2 separate regions of the Homo sapiens genome follow, and region 2 is linked to region 1. Evidence: chromatin contacts called from ENCODE Hi-C data. All regions are on one chromosome and are shown on one strand. The core of a region is the stretch at or near the end of the contact, and the rest is flanking DNA. Distances in the headings are between cores, read along the strand shown.

The links. Hi-C counts contacts between places; a loop is a spot of excess contacts on that map. Pooled maps may share reads with other maps.
Region 2: a map of CD8-positive, alpha-beta T cell shows a loop between it and region 1 (14-fold over the local background). The contact joins the promoter of PLXND1 here to the promoter of LINC02021 in region 1. A Hi-C loop is called at or near these places in 2 of 168 maps with a recorded cell type or tissue (CD8-positive, alpha-beta T cell and naive thymus-derived CD4-positive, alpha-beta T cell) and 7 of 50 pooled maps.

Annotation. Positions count from the first base shown.
Region 1 is chr3:130,107,808-130,113,172 of GRCh38, forward strand. It overlaps LINC02021 (long intergenic non-protein coding RNA 2021), which reads left to right and starts at 3,900. Exons shown (of 3, transcript NR_146653.1): 1 at 3,900-4,005; 2 at 4,815-4,937. It also overlaps the pseudogene FAM86HP. RefSeq lists enhancers at 2,971-3,160, 3,261-3,310 and silencers at 4,311-4,360, 4,431-4,600.
Region 2 is chr3:129,604,236-129,609,596 of GRCh38, forward strand. PLXND1 (plexin D1) reads right to left here and starts at 2,441. Exons shown (of 36, transcript NM_015103.3): 1 at 1,094-2,441. The coding sequence starts at 2,404. RefSeq lists enhancers at 685-1,677, 2,670-3,662, 3,663-4,653 and silencers at 2,400-2,459, 2,610-2,769.

The DNA of each region.
Region 1 (5,365 bases), core at 2,650-5,149:
CTGGCACTTGGAAAGGAGGGCAGATGCACTGGTGCAGCAGGAGTGGGGACGGTGGGAAAACAGGAGCCTGGAGGGAGAGGGAGGAGACAGTCCGCAGTGCCTGCTGGCTGGGAGGGATGCAGATTCTGCCCAAGGGCAGCAAAGTACCCCATGCAATACACAGGCTCTTCATGCTGGTGCTGGTTTTTCATTTTTTCTGACACAGTCTCTCTCTGTTGCCCAGGCTGGAGTGCAGTGGCCCGATCTTGGCTAACCGCAGCCTCCGCCTCCTGGGTTCAAGCGATTCTCCTGCCTCAGCCTCCCAAGTAGCTGGGACTATAGGCGTGCACCACCACGCCCAGCTAATTTTTTAAATTTTTAGTAGAGATGGGTTTTTGCCATGTTGGCTAGGCTGGTCTTGAACTCCTGACCTTAGGTGATCCGTCCACCTCAGCCTCCCAATGTCCTGGGATTACAGGTGTGAACCAGTGCACCCAGCCTTGTGCTGGGTTTTAAAGCAGCTCTCCCTACATTTCATGCTTCACCACCTACGAGAGTGAGGCTCAGGGTGAAACTCAGAGCAGGGTGCGAGATAACTTCAGGTATCTCCATGCTCGAAGCCCTGACCTACTGTATTGCCCCGAAAGTCTTCCCTGCTGTGGCTGCATCTTTTCCAAGTGGATCATCTTGGTTCACCTCTAGCACAGGAATTCTTCACTGGGGCTCCTAGGATGGGCTGGGTGGGTGGGGGTGGAGGATGTCTGCCTCCCCTGAGTTTGTATGGAAAATGTATTCTTCTGGTGCACTTCTTTCTGGGAGGGAGTCTATTGCTTTGTCTTTTCTGAAGGGCTCATGGCCCTTCGAAGGTGAAGACCCAGGATGCAGGGTGATCTGCACTTGGCCCTCAAGGCCAAGGTCACGCTGTGGCTGGGCCGGGTGGTGATCCTGGCTGTCACCTGCATGCAGATGCACTTGAGTCCAAACCCCACCCTGGGCAAAGCAAGGGCCCATTTAGGTCTAGAGGAGACAGGAGTGGGCAGGACAGGCCTCAGGAATGCAAAAAAGAAAGTCTCTGAGCATCCACCAAATGCTAGAAGCTGTTTTGCACCTGTCATCTCTGTTTTTGCTGAGGATAGTTTAAAAAACATTCCCTAGATTTCCCCCCTCATGCAGATTTTTGTATATTCTGATGTCTTTGTCTAAGTCTTAGATAGAAAACAAAAGCGCAGGAGCTGTCGGAGGTGCTGACACCTACCTGCAGTGCTGACTCAATGGTTTTGTTCTTTGAACAGGGGTGTTTTTAAAGAACCTGTGGTTCTTCTCTCAGGTCTTCCGGAGAGATTCAGGAGGCAGGGTCATGAGTCCCAGGGACTCTGGAATTCTTACCTTCTGCAAAATATCCCGCAGCAGCTCAGAATCTGATGAGTCTCTTAATTTTGCTTCTAAGCTCCGTGTGGACGGGAGAGAGAGAAATCTCAAGGGCGCATTCACAGGAACATTAAAACACGCAATAGAATGTGTTGGCAAAGCGCTATGTGATCCCTCCCTGGGGACGCGGAGCCAGTTGGAAGTGGAAGCCACAGCGGCTGAAAGCCTGACCTTCAGATGTCGCAGGGTGCACCTGGATGAGTCACAGGAAGAAGGCTGACTCTTGGCCGCATTAGTCCTGGCTACTTAGCGGCCACCCGGGTCATGGGCCAGCTCCCTGGTTGCACTGGTCAGCCAGGAATTACCAGGGCAGCCATGGCACCAAGGTTTGATGGGCTTGCCATCTGAGTTTAAGTGGAAATGCAGAATGTGCCCATACCAGCCTGGGTTACATTGTCCTCTTACAGTGGCAAGTCCAGCAGCAAGCTTTGGCTCCCGAGTTAGGCAGACTGTCTCGGCTGGTATGTGACACACAGCAAGGCACTTCATTGCTTCAGAGCTCCTTCCATGCCATAAAAGGCCCTACAAGACCTGGTCCTAATCCCTCTCTCTGGCCTGTTCTCCCTCACCCCTGGCCCACACTGCTCACTCCACTCCAGCCACACTGGCTGCATTGCTGTTGTTCCTCAACCACAGCTGGCTTGTTTCCACCACAGGGCCTTTGCATATCCTGTTCCCCAAACCCTTCCCATGGCTGGCTGCTTCACCACTCAGGCCCCAGTTCAAATGCCACGTCTTTGGGGAAGGCTTCCCTGATTCCCCGACTTTAGTGACTCTTCTTCCCAGTTGGTCCATTCACCATTCCCCTGTTTTCTTGGCTTTAAAGCCACTCTCATCTGGTCTTTTCTTGTTTATTCATTTATTTGTTTATTCTCTAGCTCTCCCATGCAAGCAGAGCCTCATCTATCATGGGTACTGCTGATCCATGGTGCTTGGCTCACGGAAGGCATTTATTAAACATTTTGAGACTGAATAAAAACACTAGCTAACACCGACATGCATTTGCCATGAGCCAGGCACTGATCCACAGGCTTTTGTACTCAACGCTGACAACAACCCTAAGAGGTAGGTATCATTATATCAACCATTTTATTAATAAGAAAACAACAGCACAGAGAGATGCAGTCACTTGCCCAAGGTCACACAGGGCCAGGGGTTGGGCCAGGATTTGAAGCAGGCAGGCTGTCTCCTGGGTCTGAACTCTCAACTACTACACCCTAATCAAACAATCCCTCTGGTCAAATGTGAGTGATAATAATAGTACCCACCTCGTGGGTGTTGATGGTGAGCCCAAGTTAGCATTCAGCGTGGGCATGTGAACAATTATAGTCAATACTGAATGGAGACCTATGATGCTTTTATGAAGGTTTCTATTTTGGGTTAAAAATGCACAAATTTCTCCTGACCAGAAATGATCTCTGAGTGCTAAATATTTCATGTCAATGGAATAACGCAAATGATTAAGCAACACCCCATAAAATGGGGCAGACCCAGGGAGGAATATATATCCAAACTGACTCATCCCAGTGAGCTCACCGCACATGAATTACAAATGGAGCAGGGTGCATTAAGCCCCTCTGCTGGCAGAAGGGAGGCTGCTGCCTGCCATGCGCCTGTGCTGAGAATGGCAGGTCCCCAGGGAGAGGAGAGGCCACCCCCTTCTCTGTCTCTTCCATCACAGGAGTGAAAGCCTCAGCGCATGAGCTGATTCTGTGCAGTGCTCGACATACAGATGAGAACACTGAGGCCCGAGGGACAGCCTTTGACCTGGTCACCGTGCTCAGGAGGAGGTGGTTACCCGCGGGCCTGAGGGTGCTGACTTTTTAGAATGGGCGAGGGCAGCTGTGTCCCAGTGACCAGAACGATTACTGCCTTTAAAAAGTCATGAAAATGATCGTGAACTGTACCCCACACCGAGCGCGCGTCTGCCCCCCAAGACTGTGGAGACGCCCCCAGCTTCCGCCGCCAGCTCGCGGGGCAGGAGGGGTGAGAGCGACTCTGGCCAGGCCCCAGGGACGGGGACCGGGTCTCGTGGCCCTGACCGGGGAGAGCCCAGGAACTCACGTGGCAGGAGCGCCGGGGGTTTCAGCAGGGAGACCCATCCCGTCTGCCCCTGGACTTCCGCAAGCCCCGCAGGCCTCTCCGCTCGCCCCGCCGCCCACCTGCCAGGGGAAGGAGCGCAGTGTGCGCGCCGCTAGGAAGCGGCGCTCGAAACTCTGCAGCAAGAGTTTGGTACCCGCGTTCTCCTCAGGCGCCATGACGTGGGCGGGGCCGCAGCGTTGCCAGGAGACCGGGCGGAAGCCGGGCCTGGACTGAAAAGGGGGCGGGCCCAGGGTAGTGCGCGGAGGCAGAGAGGTGGCGGGGCCTAGGGGTAGGGTCAGGAGGAGCGTCCTGGGGGCGGGCGCTAGGGCGGGGCCAAGATGAGCTTAGGAGGGTGGGGCCTGGGGTGGGGCCAGGATGAGCGTCATGAGAGCGAGGCCTGGGGTAGGGCCAGAATTAACGTCGTTGGGGCAGGTCCTGGGTAGATTCCAGGTTGGCGGGTCCTGGGGCGGGGCCAGGATAGGGCGATCCTGGAAGCTGGGCTTCGGAAGCGTCCAGGTTGGTGGCGTCCTGGAGGCGGTGCCTTGCGTGAGGGCAGGATAAGAGTCCTGGAGGCGGGCATTAGGGCGGGGATAAACGCCATTGGGTTCAGGAGGCGGGACTCGGAGCAGAGCCCAGGAGACAGGTCCTAGGGCGGGGCTAAGGCCAGACCCAGAGAAGGGCTCAGGAGGCGGGGCCGGGGCGGGGCGTTGACTATGTCTTAGCACATGGCCAGGCGGTGCGCGGACTCTGGGAGGCGGAGCTTAGGACGGGCCCACGTGGGGAGGGGCCCAGGGTCCGGGAGGCGGGGCGGAGTCCAGGCTGCGGGCTGCGCTCAGGAGGCGGGCCCTGGGAGGCGGAGCTTAGGGAGGGGCCGGTGTCGGGAGGGACCCAGGGACTGGGAGGCCGGTCGGGGCTGGGCTCAGGGGCCCAGACCTAGCTGGGCTTGGGGCGGGGCCGAGACGGAGCGAGGGGTCCAGGGTGTGGGAAACGGGGAGGGGTTTGAGGAGGGGATCGGAATGTGGCTCAAGTTCGGGAGGCGTTACCTGCGGAGGGTTTGAGGCAGGTCCAGGAGCGAGCCCACGGTCTGCCGACGCGGGGCCAGGGGCGGGCCCCAGGATCCGGAGCTTCGGGCGGGGCCGAGTCCGGGTTTGGGGCCCGGGAGGCGGGGCCAGTTAGAGCGAGGGTCCCTGGGATCGTCAGGTCAGGCCTTGGGCTAACGTAGGCACTCGCAGTTCCTCCGCCTTCAGGAAGGTCTTTTTAGCAGGGGCCTTACGGGTGCGCGCTTCGGTCCTGGAGGCCTTATCCTAGCCTCCTCTCTCCATCAGCGCCACCCGTCTGGGGCCCAAAAGGAGGGAGCTTTACCTCTGTCCCCCAGCCTTTGGAGTGTCACCAAACAAGCCATTCGTTCACCAAATACTTATTAAGTGCCTGACAACGGAGATGTAACGGTGAGAAAAACTCGGTGTTGTCCAGGCCCTCCAGGGGCTCAGGGGCTCGTGGAAGAAGTGGACATTGAAGTATTTATCACACAAATGAGTGTAAAAGTACAATAGCATATCTGCCACGAAGGTGAGCAGACAGAGCTAGCGGGGCTTGCAGGAGGAGTTTTGATCTTGCGGGGACAGGAAGGAGGAGTTAGCTCCTGCGGGGTGGGATTGGGGGTTGTGGTGATATAGACGTGGGGACAGAGTGGAAAACAACAAAAATATAATTATTTTAGTTCAAAGTTATTGTGTCTTGAGTTGAAAGGCAGGGCAGTTAGCAACACAGTTCAGATTTCAGTACTGTCCCTGAAATCTGAACTGTGTTCAAAGTCTAAAACGTTTACCTTAGCAAATTCCTCATAAAACTCCATTTGGAAGAGTCCCGAGAGCTA
Region 2 (5,361 bases), core at 1,191-3,690, 510 kb before region 1:
CCCTGTTCACATCCCTCCATTCTCCTGGCCCTGGCATCTGCCCACCCCAGCTGCCTGGGACGCCCCCAAAACACACGCACTCTGAGATCCAAGTCCAGAAGGCAGCAAAGGCTGGGCATTAAAAACACAGATGCTGAGGCCAGACAGGCTGGATTCAAATCCACCTCTGCTAGTGCCCAACTGTGTGATCCTCAGCAAGTTGCTTAACCTCTCTGTGCCTGTTTCTTCATCTGTAAAATGTGATGAGAATAGAGGCTACCTGAGAGGGTTGTTCTGAGAACTGGGAATTGTGACATGTGATGCCCCTAGCTGGCACTCCACAAGTGCTATTGTTTACCCCAGACTCCCACACCTGGTACATACTAGGTGCTCAGGAAATATTTGCAGAATAGGTGAATAAAAGTTGGCCTCAGGCACACACCTGTTTGCCAACCATGCAGCCTCCTCAGAGTACCGACTCATGCCCAAATACCTGCGTCCCCTGCCACGCACATCCCACTGCACACCTAGCCCTGTCCCGTTGTACCAGTGTCTGTGCAGTACACCTGTCTGCCCTGTGCGTCTTCAGGCCCCAGCTTGCTGGCACACAAGTCCATGCAGACATCTGCAGGGCCCTGGTGCACACCTGTGTGCCTCCTTGCACACCTGCCACACCCATGCACCCATCACCAACGTGCAATGGTAACTCTGACAGGCTCACGCAGTGGCCCCAGAACACAACTTTGGTCAGGCATGCAGTCACTTACTGCGCCCTCAGCATGCACCTGTGACCCTCACGTGCATACCTGGGCTTTATGCGCACCTGGGTACCTGTGGCAACTTGGACCCCTCCCAGTACGCCTAGGTATGCGCGCCCATGAGCCGGCACTCACTTGAGTCCCTGCACATGCCCACCTGGGCCATACAGGCGCCAGTAGTACCCCTCGGGGGACACCTGTATTCTCGCGTGCACACCTGGGTTCCACGTACATCTGGATCTCTGCGCGCTCCCACCTGTGACCCACTCAGCTCACGACCCGCTCGGTTCCCGCCCGCCCCCGCCCCCGCCCCCGCCGCCGCCGCCGCCGCCGCCGCCGCCACCGCCCGGGTGTACCTGGATGTTGAGCTTGCGCTCACAGGCCGGTCCCGTGCCCTGCACCACGCTGTCGAGCACCGCCACCACGTCGGGCGCCGGTTCCACGAAGCAGGCGGTGCGCGCAGCTCGGATGGCGGCTCGCACGTCGGCGAAGCGGAAGGCGCAGAGTGCGGCCGGAGCAGCGCGGGCCGCGGGGGACCCCTGGGGCCGCTCGAAGACAGCAAAGAGCCGCTCCCGGGCTGGGAAGACCGACACCAGGCGGCTGTAGAGGTCGCCGCGGCCCGCGCCGCCCGCGCACTGCAAGCCCAACTGGATGTAGGACTCGGTGAGCTTCTTGGCGTCGCCGCCGGCGCCGTGGGGCAGGCAGATGCGCGCCAGCAGGCTCCGCGCCTGGCTCTCCTTGTCGCCCGCGCGCGCCTCGCTGTTGAGCGCCAGGTACGCGTAGGACTGTGCACCCGGCGGCGGGTCGGACGGGTGCAGGAAGGCGCTCACGAAGCCCAGCTTGTGCTGCTCCTTGGCGCCCTGCTTGATCTTGAGGATGTTGTCGTCGGAGGGGTTGAGGTCGAAGGTGAAGAGCTTGGCCAGGTCGCCGCGCGTGTCCAGGGAGCGGATGGCGATCTCGGGCGTGTTCTCGAAGCGGTGGTCCTCCAGGCTGCGGTTGCGCGGGAAGAAGGAGCTGCCGTAACCGGTGTACGTGGCGCCCACGAGCAGGCGGCTGCCCCCCGCGCCCGCGGCGGGAGGCAGAACTAGCCCCACGGTGGACGCGTTCGGGTGGTTGGCCGCCACGTTCAGCATGCTGGGGAACACCGTGACGGGCTCGGCGGGCGGCGCGGCGGGCGGGAAGCGCACGGCCACGGCCGAGATGTTGCCCCGGCGCCGCAGCTGGCAGAAGCCCTGGTAGATGGACCCGCACACGACTACCAGGCCCTGGCCGGGGTCCAGCTGCAGGATCTTGTTGTAGTTGTCCGTGAGGCGCCGCGGGTGCTCGCACGAGGCCTGCGGCAGCTGCGGAGCGTGACACAGCGGGCTGTCGGGCACCGGGCCCACGGCCGCCTCGGCCTCCAGGCTCAGGTTGGCGCCCGACAGCTGATAGAGGCGGTTGACGGCCGCCAGGTACACGGTCCCCGCCGCGCCGTCCAGGGCGAAGTTGTTGGTGGGCGTGGGCGAGGGGAACCGACGCTGGATCTCCAGGGCGCCGGCCCGCGCCGCCCCCAGGAGCAGCAGCAACAGCAGCGGCACCGGGCACCGCGGCGGCGTCTGGAACGGCGGGGGGCTGGCGGCGGCGGCCCGGGCGCTAAGGGGTGCGCCGCCCGCGGCGCGAGGAGCCATCCGGGCGTGCGCGGGCTGCGCGGCGCGGCGAGTGCATGGGGCGAGGCGCGGCCGGGAGCCGGGAGCCCGGAGGCGGCGGGAGGCGGGGGGCGGGCCCGGGCCGCGATGCGCTTCCTGCCCGCGCCAGCCGCCCCCGACCCCGGCGCCCGGGCCCGGGTCAGCCTCGCCGCGCAGCCCGGGGGCGGGGCGGGGGCGGCTCCGCTGCGGACACGCCCTCACTCCCCGCCCCGGCCCCGCCCGCCCCCGGGACCCCCGCCTGCCCCTGGCCGCCCTGGGCCACGCCCCGCCGTCCGCGGGTCCCGCCGCCCGCGCCCTCCAGGACCCGCCCGCGGCCCCAGGGTCCCTCCCCGTAGCCGCCGCCGCCGTCGCTCGCTCTCCTCGCTCTTTCCTCCCACTTGGCCGCTTGGCCTGCCTCGCTCGCGCCTGTTTTCTCTTTTCCGCCCTCTCCCCCACCCCGTCTCTCCCTCTCTCTGCGTCTCTCGGTCTCTGCGTCTCTCCGTCTCTGTCCCCACCCCAAACTCCGCGCGTGTGGCGCTTCTCCGGGTTCTGCCTCTGCTTCTCCTTCTCCCTCCGACTCCGCTTCGCTCTCCAGTCCCTGGCAGCCCCGCCCCCGGCCCTTTCTAGTCTCCTTCTCTCTCCTGCTCCGTTTTTCCGTCCCTGACGCTCGCTCCCTCTCTCCGTGGCTCCCTCTGCCTCCCCCTCGGACCCTCCGTCCCTCTCTCGGTCCCTCTGAGCTCCCCTTTCCTTCTCCCTCTGCCTTCCCGAACCCTGTGTCTCCCCTCCACACTCAGCCTCCCTCCACCACCTTTCTCAGGCACTGTCCAGGCCTTCGCTCCCCCGGTGCCGGCCAGTCGGGCCCCCCAGACCCCATAATCTGTCCCCCAAACCCCAGACCCATAAAAGGGATTTACAAGTGGCAGGGCCAGAGGGACCAGTGCTCAGGGTCAGATATATAAATGAGGAAAACATGGAGAGAGGAAATAGTTCCAGCCAGTGGCCCACAACCGATAGCCAGAGCAAGGCCTTGGTCCTGGAGCCCACAGTTGCCTCCTGTGGAGACCCAGCCGCACCCCCACCCCTGGCACCCCCGCCAGGCACTTTCCCTGACATCCTCCCAGGCTTAGTGGAAGATTAGTCCCACAAAAGCCGGCACTGGGCAGGGTTCTTGATCTCAAAAGCAGCGTTAGGGGCAGGCAGCCTGGTTCCAAGGTCACAGCCCTGTGAGGACCATGCGCCGTGGCTGTTTTGCGGGGGTGCTCACACAGGGCTAGCCCGTGCCAGACACTGTGCCAAGCACTTGCCATGTACGGGCTCTCTTTTTCCTCACAGATTCCCCCGAGGCGAGCGCTATTGGTAACCCATCTTCCAGATATGGAAACCAAGGCTGAGGGGAAGGGACTGGCCCAAGATGCACAGCTCATGAGGAGCAGAGCTACAGTGTTTGAAAGCAAAAGCCCTTCAGCTCCGACCTCTCAGAACGGGGCCTCCCATCAGACCCCCAGCTTCCACAGGGTGCCCGGTGGGCCTCACTCTGAGAGTAGCGGGACCTCATTTTCCTCTTTCCCACCCAACCAGGAAGGAAGGGCAGGGGTGTCTGTGCACCATGGGGCCGGCAGGAAAGGCTGGGCCTGCAGCCGCCCCCCACTTCCCTCAACACCCTCGCCTTCCTGCCATCCTGCCCGCCTTGTTCCAGACCCCTCAGCCCTGGTCTGGCCACTGCTTTGATGGCCGGGAGTGTTGAGCTGCAGGAAATTGGAGGCCCCCTCCCAGGCCCATCCACCCACCAAGAGCCACTCAGGGGACTGCCCGTGGGACTGTGTCCCTGTCTTCCTCTCTGGATGGAGAAGGCGCACATCGTGCCACCCGTGGGGGCCAACTGCAGAGCCCAGCAGGGGTGCATGGGGCCTGCCTCCATGCCCCTCCTCCTCACTCACATCCTCAGTGCCCCCACCCCAGTCCATCCGCTGGTCTCTCTGTCTTATCTCTCTCTCTCCTGCCCCCACCCATCTCTGTTCCTATCTGTCTTGCTCCTCCCGTTCACTCTCTTTGTCTCTCCTTCTCTCAGTGTCTTGCCCCCTTCCCTTTCCACTCTTCATCTGTCTCTCTGTGTCTCTATCTCTGTCTCTCTCTCTGTCTCCCTCCCTATCCCTCACCCCCACTCCCTCTCCAGCCCCTCCTCTCTTCCTTCCTGTCTCCCGCTCATCTGGTTCATCTTGCTGCATCCTGCAGCTCCCCCCACTGAGCCGTGAGGATAATGCTCAGTGTTGTCTTAGACCAGCCTGTGGTGATGATCCTGGGCACTTGGGACACAAGCTCCCTGCCAAGCTGAGCAGTGGGGTTTAGGAGCTCTCTAGGTGAAGGGTATTCGGGTCTGAGTATCCTCACATCAACTGGAGGTGAGAAGTGCTGTGTGGTCTTGTGCAAGGCACTCACCCTCTCTGAGCCTCAGTTTCCTCAACTGTAAAATGAGGACAATCGTAGCAGAACACCTGCCCCTGGGAGGGTGTGAGATGGAGAATATAACATAACAGGTGTCAAGCACAACAAGGCTCTTAGCAAACACCAGTTTCTCCCCGCCTTGTGGCAGTGAACCATGACCCCTGAAGCCCATGTTAGAGCCAGGAGTTGGGGTGGGGGGCATTGCAACTAAAGACCAGGGCTCCACCTCCTGTCCTGAGCCCCAATGTGGCTAGCAGAGCCACCAGACGGTGAGAGTGAATCCTGTGCCCAGCACTGCCCTACCAGATCTTACACCATCCTTGCAGCCAGCTGACTAGGCTGTGGTCAGCAAACCCATTTCACAGATGGGGAAACTGAGGGGCATTAGCAAGGTAAGGATTGAAACCCAGATCTGGCTCCACATCTTATGATTTCTCCCTTCTACCCATTAGCTGGGAGCACCATCAGGCCAGGATGGCTCATGGTGGCAGCCCCTATACCCCTGGCTGGGCAGAGGA